Linked DNA regions of Homo sapiens: region 2 is linked to region 1. A link is an interaction called in ENCODE POLR2A ChIA-PET data of the cell type or tissue named here. Cell type or tissue: MCF 10A. All regions are shown on one strand. Links, peaks and the distances in the headings refer to the core of each region. The heading gives the core; the rest is flanking DNA.

Evidence for each region. ChIA-PET counts read pairs that join two places held together with the same protein. Peaks named below come from ENCODE experiments on the same cell type or tissue, not always from the same donor. Only the 100,000 strongest peaks of a DNase experiment are listed, where the experiment ranks them.
Region 2: POLR2A ChIA-PET joins it to region 1 with 5 read pairs; 2 of 35 experiments call an interaction of 5 or more read pairs at or near these places.

Annotation. Positions count from the first base shown.
Region 1 is chr6:105,830,084-105,835,464 of GRCh38, reverse strand. LOC105377923 (a long non-coding RNA gene) reads left to right here. Exons shown (of 3, transcript XR_001744275.2): 3 at 5,272-5,381. Among named protein-coding and RNA genes, the nearest start is that of LINC02836, 200 kb to the right of the region's middle. In MCF 10A, for the core only: no CTCF peak of the experiment used is centred there; a DNase peak (open chromatin) is centred at 2,934.
Region 2 is chr6:105,752,350-105,757,730 of GRCh38, reverse strand. No RefSeq gene overlaps it. Among named protein-coding and RNA genes, the nearest start is that of LINC02836, 120 kb to the right of the region's middle. In MCF 10A, for the core only: no CTCF peak of the experiment used is centred there; no DNase peak of the experiment used is centred there.

The sequences.
Region 1 (5,381 bases), core at 307-5,306:
CTGCTTCTTAAGCTGAAACAGTGGGATAATTTGTCTGACTTCCTTGCAGTGTTGCTGTCAGTACGATTGAGTTCATGCATAGGAAAGCGCTTTGTGCCCCAAACACCCTATATGGTGTCGGTTACTATCATTTTATGAATAATAACAATTTATTTGAATTTGGTTTCCTTATCTGAAAAATAGCAATAAGTTTCTGTCCTGCTTACCTCACAGGATTATTGTTAGAATCAATGAAATAATGTATGTAAATGAGTTTTGTTCACTCTAAGTGAACAGAAATAAGAGCTACAGAAATAAAAGTTACAGAAATAAAAGCTGTTATTTTTGACTGCACACCTGGTTCCCAAGATATCATGAATTTCGGAGTAATGCTGAGGCCTAGCTTTACAAAATGGTGCCCATTTCAAGCTTCTGGGGTCACACTTTCTCTGTGGCAGAGAAAGACAAATCCTAAAAAGGTTTTTCTTCCAGTTAGTGTTGGGCCAGGATAAGAAGATCCTGTTTATGTCAATGAAATAACTTGTTTAAGCAGAAGATTTCAGAGCCAAGAGAAGAACTTGCAGTCAAGACAATCTGCCACAGTGTGAACGATCCATCTGAGGACAATTGGGCTGATTGTGCAAGCTGATGAAGGAACATGGTACCACTGTCCTCATCCTCTGGAAACAGGGAACAGTCACTGTCAATGTGCTTGAAAATGTGTGGAACATAAGGAAACTACCAGCATGCCAACTTTTGGAATTTCAAGATATTGCTCAATCAGAAATCCGGAATATTCAACAGGAAAAAACAATCAGTTCAAAGTAATTAGTAACCATCTAATATATAGGTCTAAAATAGAAGGCTCTCAGAAGTTCCTGTGACTCTATGAGTAGTAGGTTAGAAAGAAAACATGAGAATGAAAAAAAAAGTGACCTTCCTAAGGCTTTGGCACTGCATACCATTTGTTCTCAAGACACAGCGTTAGTGCAGGAGTTATGCATGCAGGAAAAATATGCATTTTTGAGACTGATATTTGGCAGGTCTCAATTTGCTTATAGACATAACTGGGAAGACAACAATTTGGAAGTCACCATTTTGATTAATTGCTTTTGTAGAATTACAAGAGATCTGGTGATTGCTCGCATTTAGTAAGTGAGATAGAATGCAGGTGAAACTCTTCCTTTAGAAAAGAAAACAATAGTCATAACATTTTACATCAACTAAAGAGAGTAAAGTATGCAGATACATAAAAACTTGCACATGTACATAAGAAAATCCGTTCTCAGGACTTCCTGAAGTGAGCCACTTCCCCTCGTCAAGAGCTCCCCACCCTCAAATGAGACCTGCTTATTCCAGTGAGGAAGCCCTTGGACTCTTCAGTTTTACACGAACACAATTTTCCTAAGAAGTCTGTGTAGAATCAAACCCAGCCACAAAAGGGAAAAGAACATTAAAATTGAAAGGAGTTGGGAGAGGGAATGGAGGAAGAAGGAACTTAAAACAAAAATCTATTTTAAAAGAATGAATAAACTTGATCAGATCTCCTTTTGTGACAAAATAAGGACTCACAGGAACCAAACTGTATAAAGCACGAAGAGTTAGTAGTGAATAGTTATGTCAGCCTCAGGTGGGATTCAAACCTTGGCACCAGCTCACTCCCTGTGTGACCTTAAACAGCAGTCATCCAGTCGACCCCCAGTTTATCTGTAAATTCTAGGTTAGTGATGATTAAATTAGATGTCTAGAAAATGCTCAGGACATCAATGTATCCAATAGATTTTAAAGTATTGATCGACGTGTACATTAAAGGCATCATATTCAAGCACTTTGAGGGCTCCAGTGGTTACATTTGTAAGTTTTTGTGAATTGGATCAATTTTGTGAATTAGATCACATTTTGAGAGATTCCTGCATCAACTGGCTATGAAAAGGATTCTTCCTATATAAATTGACATATAACATTTGTATTTACCTCCTATTATGTAGGTTTGTAAATCAGGATTTTAAAAATCTTACTAGAATACATATTTAATTGTAGTATTAAAAACATTTTTCGGCCAGGCACAGTGGCTCACGCCTGTAATCCCAATACTTTGGGAGGCTGAGTTGGGTGGATCACCTGAGGTCAGGAGTTCAAGACCAGCCTGGCCAATATGGTAAAACCCCATCTCTACTAAAAATACAAAAATTAGCTGGCTGTGGTGGTGCATGCCTGTCATCCCAGCTACTTGGGAGGCTGAGGCAGGAGAATCACTTGAACCTGGGAGGTGGAGGTTGCAGTGAGCCGAGATTGCATCATCACACTCCAGCCCAGGCAACAGAGCGAGACTCTGTCTCGGGAAACAAACAAACAAACAAACAAACAAACAAACATTTTTCATTTTATATTTATTCTCAGCACGATAAAATACAATTATGTTATCCAACTAATTTGTTTTATAATTGTTGGCTAGTAAGGCCCAGAGAGGTTAAATGGCTAGGACTAGGTAGTGGTAGACCCCCAAATCAACTTTATTAAGGGTTAATTTTTTTCTATTAAAATATCTTAAAAACAATCTCCACTATGTAAGATTTTCTGTAGGCTCTTTGTAAATGTTTACAGCATATATCTAAGAGCAGACTTTTTGCTCTATGAGAACTTCACCATTGGATTTATATAATTTTCCAAGAAAACTCCCTTTCAAAAATGTTCTACAGCAAGTAATCTAAAAGTGATTTTTTTCTTCTTCAAAGAAAATTCCCTTTAGAAAAGAAGGAAGTGCACCAGGACAAAGGCGGCCAACTGAGATCAGTGACTCAATCTGTTCCATAAATTATAGCTCTGAAGTCAGTTTGAGTGAGTGCTCACATTTCCAAAAACATAGACTGTCGTGGCACCTAAGGGTGTAGAAATTGCTACAGAGGCAATTAGCTTTATAAAACAGAAAGAATCACTAAGTGCATGAACCCTAAGGTACATGCAGGCCCAGAAATACATATTTCAACAGGGAATTGCCAAAGGGCAATGGTGCATTGAGAAATCCTCCCCTACTCAGCGGTGAAAGTTAAGTCTGTGGTATGTACAGATGAGGGAAGCTTGTCTGTGTGTGACCTAGGTTGAAGGGAGAAGGTAGAGACTGCGTGGAATGGCCAGCGTGCCATGTTCTCCTGAGCCAGAAGAGCCTAATGGGCCCAAATTGTCTGTTTCTATCGGGGGTGTTCCTTGGGCCTTTTTTCAAGACCACAGACCATAATTCCTGGGAAACTCTCACTTAAGTGGGTGCTCTTGACAATGAGGAAAACTAGGTGAGAGGCCGAGAGCTCATCTGGACAAGTCTGTGGTTGGTACATAGAGAGCATAGTTACACTGGGAAGAGGTGTTCCCTTGAGACATCTAGTCACACATTTTAAAAAAATCACTCTCTTCCTTAAACTTTCCTTTTGGAAACTTGGCCACAACAAAATGTGGATGTTAAAACCCTCTATGAGAAGTCCTTGGCCAGTTCTGTGGATGTATTTTCACAGAAGGTTTGTCAGTCTCACTCTCTCTCCCACTGTGCTGTTTCTTGTGTCTCCCAGCTCATCTCGTCCTCCATCCACACCATGGCTGTCTGATTCTTCCCTACTGATGCAATTTTCCTGGTGCTCGGAGTCTGTAGGCTCAGTCACTGCCTTAGGTGCAGAACTTGTCTAGTTCAGTTACCTTTTCTGCAGCTGAGAAAAAACACAGTAATTTCTGCTTCATTCTCCAATCCACAGAAGCTAAAATCTATGGAGCAGAGCTGTTTGCCTCATTAGCAAAAGCAACTGAGAACCCCCTAGGAAAAGTACGTTTGAGTCTCCTCCTACTCATAATATGGTTTCAGGGTATGATTTCTTTTTCTGTTATGTTTTCCATAGTAGTTTCATTTAGAAATGCCTATTAGAGTGAAGTTCTGCCATGTCTCACTAACAAGCATGCAGGCCCCTTGGGAGTTGAAGCCCGCCTTTTACTCGTCATGTATCACATGGATCCTGCATAATGAATGGAGCCTCCTCAGATATACTTTGTGGCTGATGAGTTAGAGAATTCTGAGACTGTAATAAATTATTCCCTCTTGAGTCTAATGTCCTTCCCTATTTCACCATTTCCTATGGTAGTTCTTTTAAATATCTGAGAAAAGGTAGTGGATTTATTACCTTTAAAACATAATCTAATAATGAACTCCTCCAGTTGGTTGGCCCTTCCCCTCCTCCAGCTGCCCCTTCCCCTCCTCCAGCTGTCCCTTCTCCTCCTCCAGCTGCCCCCTTCCCCTCCTCCAGCTGCCCCTTCCCCTCCTCCAGCTGCCCCCTCCCCTCCTCCAGCTGCCCCCCTTCCCCTCCTTCCACTGTCCCCCTTCTCCTCCTCCAGCTGCCCCCCTTCCCCTCCTCCAGCCTCCCCTTCCCCTCCTCCAGCTTCCCCCTTCCCCTCATCCACCTGCCCCTTCTCCTCCTCCGGCTGCCCCTTCCCCTCCTCCAGCTGCCCCTTCTCCTCCTCCCGCTGCCCCTTCCCCTCCTCCAGCTGCCCTTCCCCTCCTCCAGCTGCCCCTTCCCCTCCTCCAGCTGCCCCTTCCCCTCCTCCAGCTGCCCCTTCCCCTCCTCCAGCTGCCTCCCTTTCCCCTCCTCCTGCGGCCCCTTCCCCTCCTCCAGCTGCCCTTCCCTCCTCCAGCTGCCCCTTCTGAGAAACTCGCTGGGGATGATTCGAGTGGTTTCTATCATAAACATTTAAACATTTCAGGATGCTACTTTGGAAATGACAGTCTTGTTTTGCAAGGCACTTAAGTCTCTATTGAGATCCATTGAAACTTGTCATTGTGACTGCCATTTTACATTCTAGACTAACTAGAAGGCTAGGTTAGACTCACCTCTTTAGCTAGAATGCAGCTTTTCTACATTCTAGACTAACTTCCCTACCCCCCACCTCTAATAAATCTGAAAAGATTTAAAAACAGTTTACAATCAGTTATGTTATTAACAGTAGATGTGGTAACTCTTTGAGAAGGAAATTTAGTTTAAAAACATTTGCAGTTAGGTGGAGTAGATTTCTTTCCCATGGCAAAAGAAATTGTTACTGGAGCAGCTGAATCATTTCTAATAATCTAAAAGAAACATGTAATGGGCTGAGTTTTTCTGAGAGTGCTTCAATGTTTGTGCTTTTCTGGTTACTTATTTCTATCAGACTTTTACCTTCAGGTTAAATCTAAGTGTAAGGAGCACCAAGGCTCAGTCAGCATGTTTCTTAGCCCCAAATCAAGGCATGTGTTCTCTGAACAAGAATTTTTGTCTCTTCTAGATGCAAGAGGAAATTTGGAGATGTTGCTTGAAAGTTTAAAGTATTGGTGTTACCGAACCATTAGAATATTACATATGGACAACGCCCATCCATTAGAATATTACGTATGG
Region 2 (5,381 bases), core at 95-5,094, 78 kb after region 1:
CACGCAGTGATGACTCTCCCCTAGAGTTCATGGCATTTCCTTTGACACATCAAAGTGAAACTCCTAGAAGACAGAAACAACATGTCTATTGTTAGAGGAGGAGTAAATACCCCATTTCAAGGTGAAAACCACACCACCATGTTGATTTTTTTTTGAAGTCCTAATACCTTAGTTGGCTAGATTTCAGGGTTAGGAACCAGTGAATGGACATTGGTGAAAGTGCAAGCTGTCATTCTGGTAAAGTCACCCCCTTGGAAAGGAGTGTTATAAAAATATTTCAAAGAGGAGAACAGACCAACTAAATTCACAAAATCTTTCCCAAAGGAATTACTTGTCTCCACATCCAACTGGTCACTAGGTTCCCTGAACCCTGGATTTTCCATTAAGCGTAACCTCTTCTTTTCCTCCCTACAACCTTAATTCTGGCACGTTCATTTCCCATCTGGACCTTCCCTCCTAACTCATTTCTAGTGCCTTCTCTTTTCCAATCTGTCTTCTCTCCAAACTTCCTTCCTCTCAGCCTTATCCATGTAAATGCACACTGAGTTAGGATGATATGTCCTTGGGAACTTTTTTTTTTTTTTGAGACAGGGTCTAACTCTGTTGTCCAGGCTGTATTGCAATGGTGTGATCTCAGCTTACTGTAGCCTCCGCCTCCCAGGCTCAAGCAATCCTCCCATCTCAGCCTCTGGAGTAGCTGGGACTATGGGCATGCACCATCACACCTGGCTACTTTTTGTATTTTTTGTAGAGATGGTGTTTCGCCAGGTTGCCCAGGCATTAACCTCTCTCTGCCTTAGTTTCCTTAGTACTTAGTTCAAAGGATTATGTGAGAATTCAGTTAATATATGTAAAGGGCTTAGAATAGTGTTTGGCCTATAGGAAGCTCTAATTAGGGGTTGGCTGCATGAGTGTTACCTATTATCACCTAATCATGTTCCTGGCAGGCTGCTGCTTAAAACTCCCACCACTTTCTGGTCAAGGCAGATGTAGCTTTTGTACATGGCAGGCATCTCCTCAGGACCTGGCGCTGCAGCCTCTTCTCTCACACCCGCCCCCAGGCACTCTGGCCTCTAGTGTCCAACTACGTGTCCCACCCATGTGGTTTCTTCTACCTTCCCTCCATCCCCAATTGGAACTCCTTCCGATTCTTCAAGGCTGTGCACTGGTGATTCCTCCTCTGAACTTCTCCAGGGGAGACAAGTATGTCTTTTTTGGTGCTTTCTTCATTGAGTATAACTACTGTTTATTGGATGTCTAGAATAGGCCTGGGACTTTACATACATCATGTCATTTAATTCTCACAACAGAAACATCATTCCTATGATACAGATGAGAAAACTGAGGCTCACAGAGCTGACATTACTAGTTTGAGAAAGCAGTGGTACCAGGATTAAAACCCTGGTCTGATTCTGGACTCCATAGTCATTTGACTACGCGCTATGCTCCTTTCCGGTGTGGCTGTTAGTTTTTGTGTACCTCTCCTCTGAATCTCTGAGCTGCCTCCATGCCACAAACAACATCCTTGAGAGCTCCCTCCCTGCTCATGGAGGAGTCTGTGTCCCAATAAAAGTGCCTGTGCACTACACTTCCTTGACTCGGTAAATCCTCTCTACCCTCCTCCACCCCCACGGTGAGCAGGTGCACTCATTTCTGTCCTTCCATTTCTGAATCACCAGCTGGATTTTTCTTCTGTGTTGAAGACTCTTCTACCTGCCTTCTAACTTTGATTCCCTGAAGGTCATGGTCTTTTGGCTCATGTATGGGAGTAGAGAGTTACCCTGGCTGAAGTACCGAGTACATCCTACCTCAACTGTTTCTTTGGGCACCACCCTGCAGCTCTGGCTGGTGTCTCTGCCTCCCTAAAAGGGAGAAGGGAATCGACGGCAGACTTCTTGCAGGCAGAGATTGCGCCATGGATGCAGAGTGTGTAGCCCAATATCTGGCACACAGTAGTCACTCAATAAATATGGCTGAGAAAATAGATGATTGGAAGAAGCAATGGTAACCAGTTAATAGTGTACATTAGATGAAAATCAAAGTTAAGGAATTGGCTCCTCAGAAAGGCAAAAAGATGACTGTTTCTCCATTTTGCTTCTAATAAGAGACCTATCGGGGTGTTGCATGGAGTGGGGTGGGTACAGAGGCTCTGGATAATTGTTCTTTGAAGAATGGATTGAGACCCTCTCTAGCACTATTATTGACCTACAACTTAACCAAGACAGCAGCAGCTCCTCTATCCAGCCAGACTGGAGCCGAAGTTTCTTCCCTCCTGATGAACCTTTCTCTCAATTATTCATTTACTCTGCAGTCCACTAAAGCAGCAGTCCCCAACCTTTTTGGCACCAGGAACTAGTTTCGTGGAAGACAATTTTTCCATAGACTGGGGGAGGGGGAGGATGGTTTTGGGATGATTGAAATGCATTATATTTATTGTGTACTTTATTTCTATTATTGTTACATTGTAATATGTAATGAAATAATTATACAACTTACCATAATGTAGAATCAGTGGGAGCCCTGAGCTCATTTTCCTGCAACTAGATGGTCCCATCTGGGGGTGATGGGAGACAGTGACAGATCATCAGGCATTAGATTCTCATAAAGAGCATAAAACCTAGATCCCTCACATGCGCAGTTCACAATAGGGTTTGCACTCCTATGAGAATCTAATGCCACTGCTGATATGACAGGGGGCAGAGATCAAGCAGTAATGCAAGTGATGGGGAGCGGCTGTAAATGCAGATGAAGCTCTGCTCCCTCGCCTACTGCTCACCTCCTGCCGTGTGGCTCAGTTCCTAACAGGCCACAGAATGGTACTGGTCCATGGCCTGGGAAATGGGGACCCCTGCTCTAAAGTTTAACAACTTTTCTGTCTTGTATCAATCCCAAAATTAATAGAAAATATCTTTCTTCGAGAGAAAATGAGATAATGAATGTGAAACACTTAACATAGAACCTAGCACATATAGAATGTTCAATACATTGGCTTTGTTTTTCCTTTACTAAAAAATGTTAATACCAATTATGTCTGATTTTGGAAAATCCTTTTTGGGAAAATAAATTCTTCTTGAAAGCTAGCCAATTTCCTAAGTAATGAAGTAGAACAAATGAAGAAGGTGGCCAGGTACTGTTTAAAGAGCTACATATAGGCTGGCCATGGTGGCTCACACCTGTAATCCTAACACTTTGGGAGGCCGAGGTGGGCGGATCACCTGAGGTCAGGAGTTCGAGACCAGCCTGGCCAACATGGGGAAACTGTGTCTCTACTAAAAATATAAAAATTAGCTGGGCGTGGTGGTGCATGCCTGTAATCCCAATTACTCAGGTGGCTGAGGCAGGAGAATCGCTTGAACCTGGGAGGCAGAGGTTGCAGTGAGCTGAGATCGCGCCATTGCACTCCAGCCTGGGGAACAAGAGTGAAAATTCATCTCAAAAAAAAAAAAAAAAAAGGAGCTACATATAAACTATAAATAAAATCAAGCCTTTGTGAAAGGAAGTTAATGTATTTTTTTCACTATAGTTGTGTATGGAAACCTTACATCCTTCAGCTTTACTGAGGAATATAGACTACTGGGGTTAATTTCTCTGAACTCTTCAGACCTTTACCCTTGTCTAGAGGAGGTGGGCCTTGGTGCAGATGAATATTGGCATTAGCTGCCTTGTGCCTACAAGGGCGATTTCCCCATCCCATGTCTTTGTGGCTTGCAGACTATTCTAAACTCCATCTGGTCCCACCTGGGGCTTTCTCTAGAGCTGACATCCTTAGGCCCTCATGGTTCCTTCACAAAAAGAAGCCCCCGATGGTTCCTTCACAAAAAGAAGCCCCCGGCCCCCGTCTCACAGTATTTCCCTTTCAGTCTATGAGAAAATTAGTATTTGTTGCTTTCCCTGGCTTTCTTGGATTAGCATTTGCAGGCCTTTCCAGGCTTAAGGAAACTTGGCAGGAATGTTTGGCAGCTTCCTAAGCTTACTAGAAATACCAGAAGCCCACAGTCTGCATAATGCTAATTAAGTTTTCAGCTCGGTCTCCAAGTTCTTATAGTGTTTAGAGGATCGAGTAACTTAGGAAGTGTCCCATATAGAAATTGACCAGAGAAGACAAGAATCCCCATCCACCAATAAAACAATAAAACTCTGGCAGGCGTGCCCTACATCTGCAAAGGAGAAGGGGTCTTTTTTATTTCTTTACTTATCTTCCCTTGCAGTGAAAATCCTGCCAGCATCACATCATTTTCCGGTATCACCTCCTGTGGTGCCTGTATTGATTTTTCTGCCTCGCCTTTGGAAGTGTTTGGTTTGTGCTCAGCCATCACACTCAATGGGTGTGGTTCTCTTGTGTTCTGCCATGCCTCAGGGGTGTGGTGAGGTAGGGTGCCTGTGCCAAGTGGCTTCACCCGCCCAAGGTGTGGTGATATCGCCTATTCTTACCACATCTCGGAGTATTTTATTGGTATCTTACTATAAGTCATCCGAAATGAAAACGTTTCATCTTGTGCTTCATACCTGCCTTTGACAAACTTCCAAATATTGGTTATTGTTGTGGGGCTCCTATTATGCATCAAGAATCAGGCTTTTCATTTTCAAGTTTTTATACTACTTACTACAATATCATGTAAGAAAAGAAAATGCCAAGAGAGGAGACCAAAGTGCAACAGAAGCACTGACCTTGCTTACCTTTACTTGAGAAATTCATCTATTTAGAGAGGGTTCAAGTTAGGAAATGGTCAATGTGCACTAAAACTTTGTGCTTAAGAATATCTGTTAGTAATTAATTATTCTGTAATTTGTCAGTTTTGAAGCAGGTACTGATTCCTGGTGTCCAGCCATGGCTAGAGTGTTAGGCACCAGTTCCCTTCTTTGAGCTCTAGAATTTCAGCGCCTACATGGATGGCAGCCACTGCTGCTTCAGTGTGCTTAGGCCTTGGCAAAAGGCTCGGGTCAGAGAGGTAGGTGGATGGGCCCAGCCTAACCCCTAAAGGAGTTCCAGGGAGCAGCCTGGCCTGTGCGTCGGGAAACAGCCTTGGAGTGTGCCTACTGTAATGTAAGAGTTAACTAGTTTTCAAAGGAGAGAAAACACAACAATAAAAGGATGTCACCAGTTCCTTTCTTGGAGTGGTTTTGGTTTTGTAGCTGAAAAGTCAAAACTAATGTGAGAATTCATCAAGGGTTAAGTGGTCAGTTACATGTCATGGATTATGAATTCAACAGGAAAAGAGAAGCCAATGTCAGGATGAGCTGGAATAGCTGGAGGAGGCTTCATGGAGGATGGCAGGCTGGAATTAGGCCAGAATGATGGGTACAGTTTGAGAAGACCCCATATGAGGGTGTTTAAATATTTGATTTGTTCCCATGTTTATTGCAGCACTGTTCACAATAGT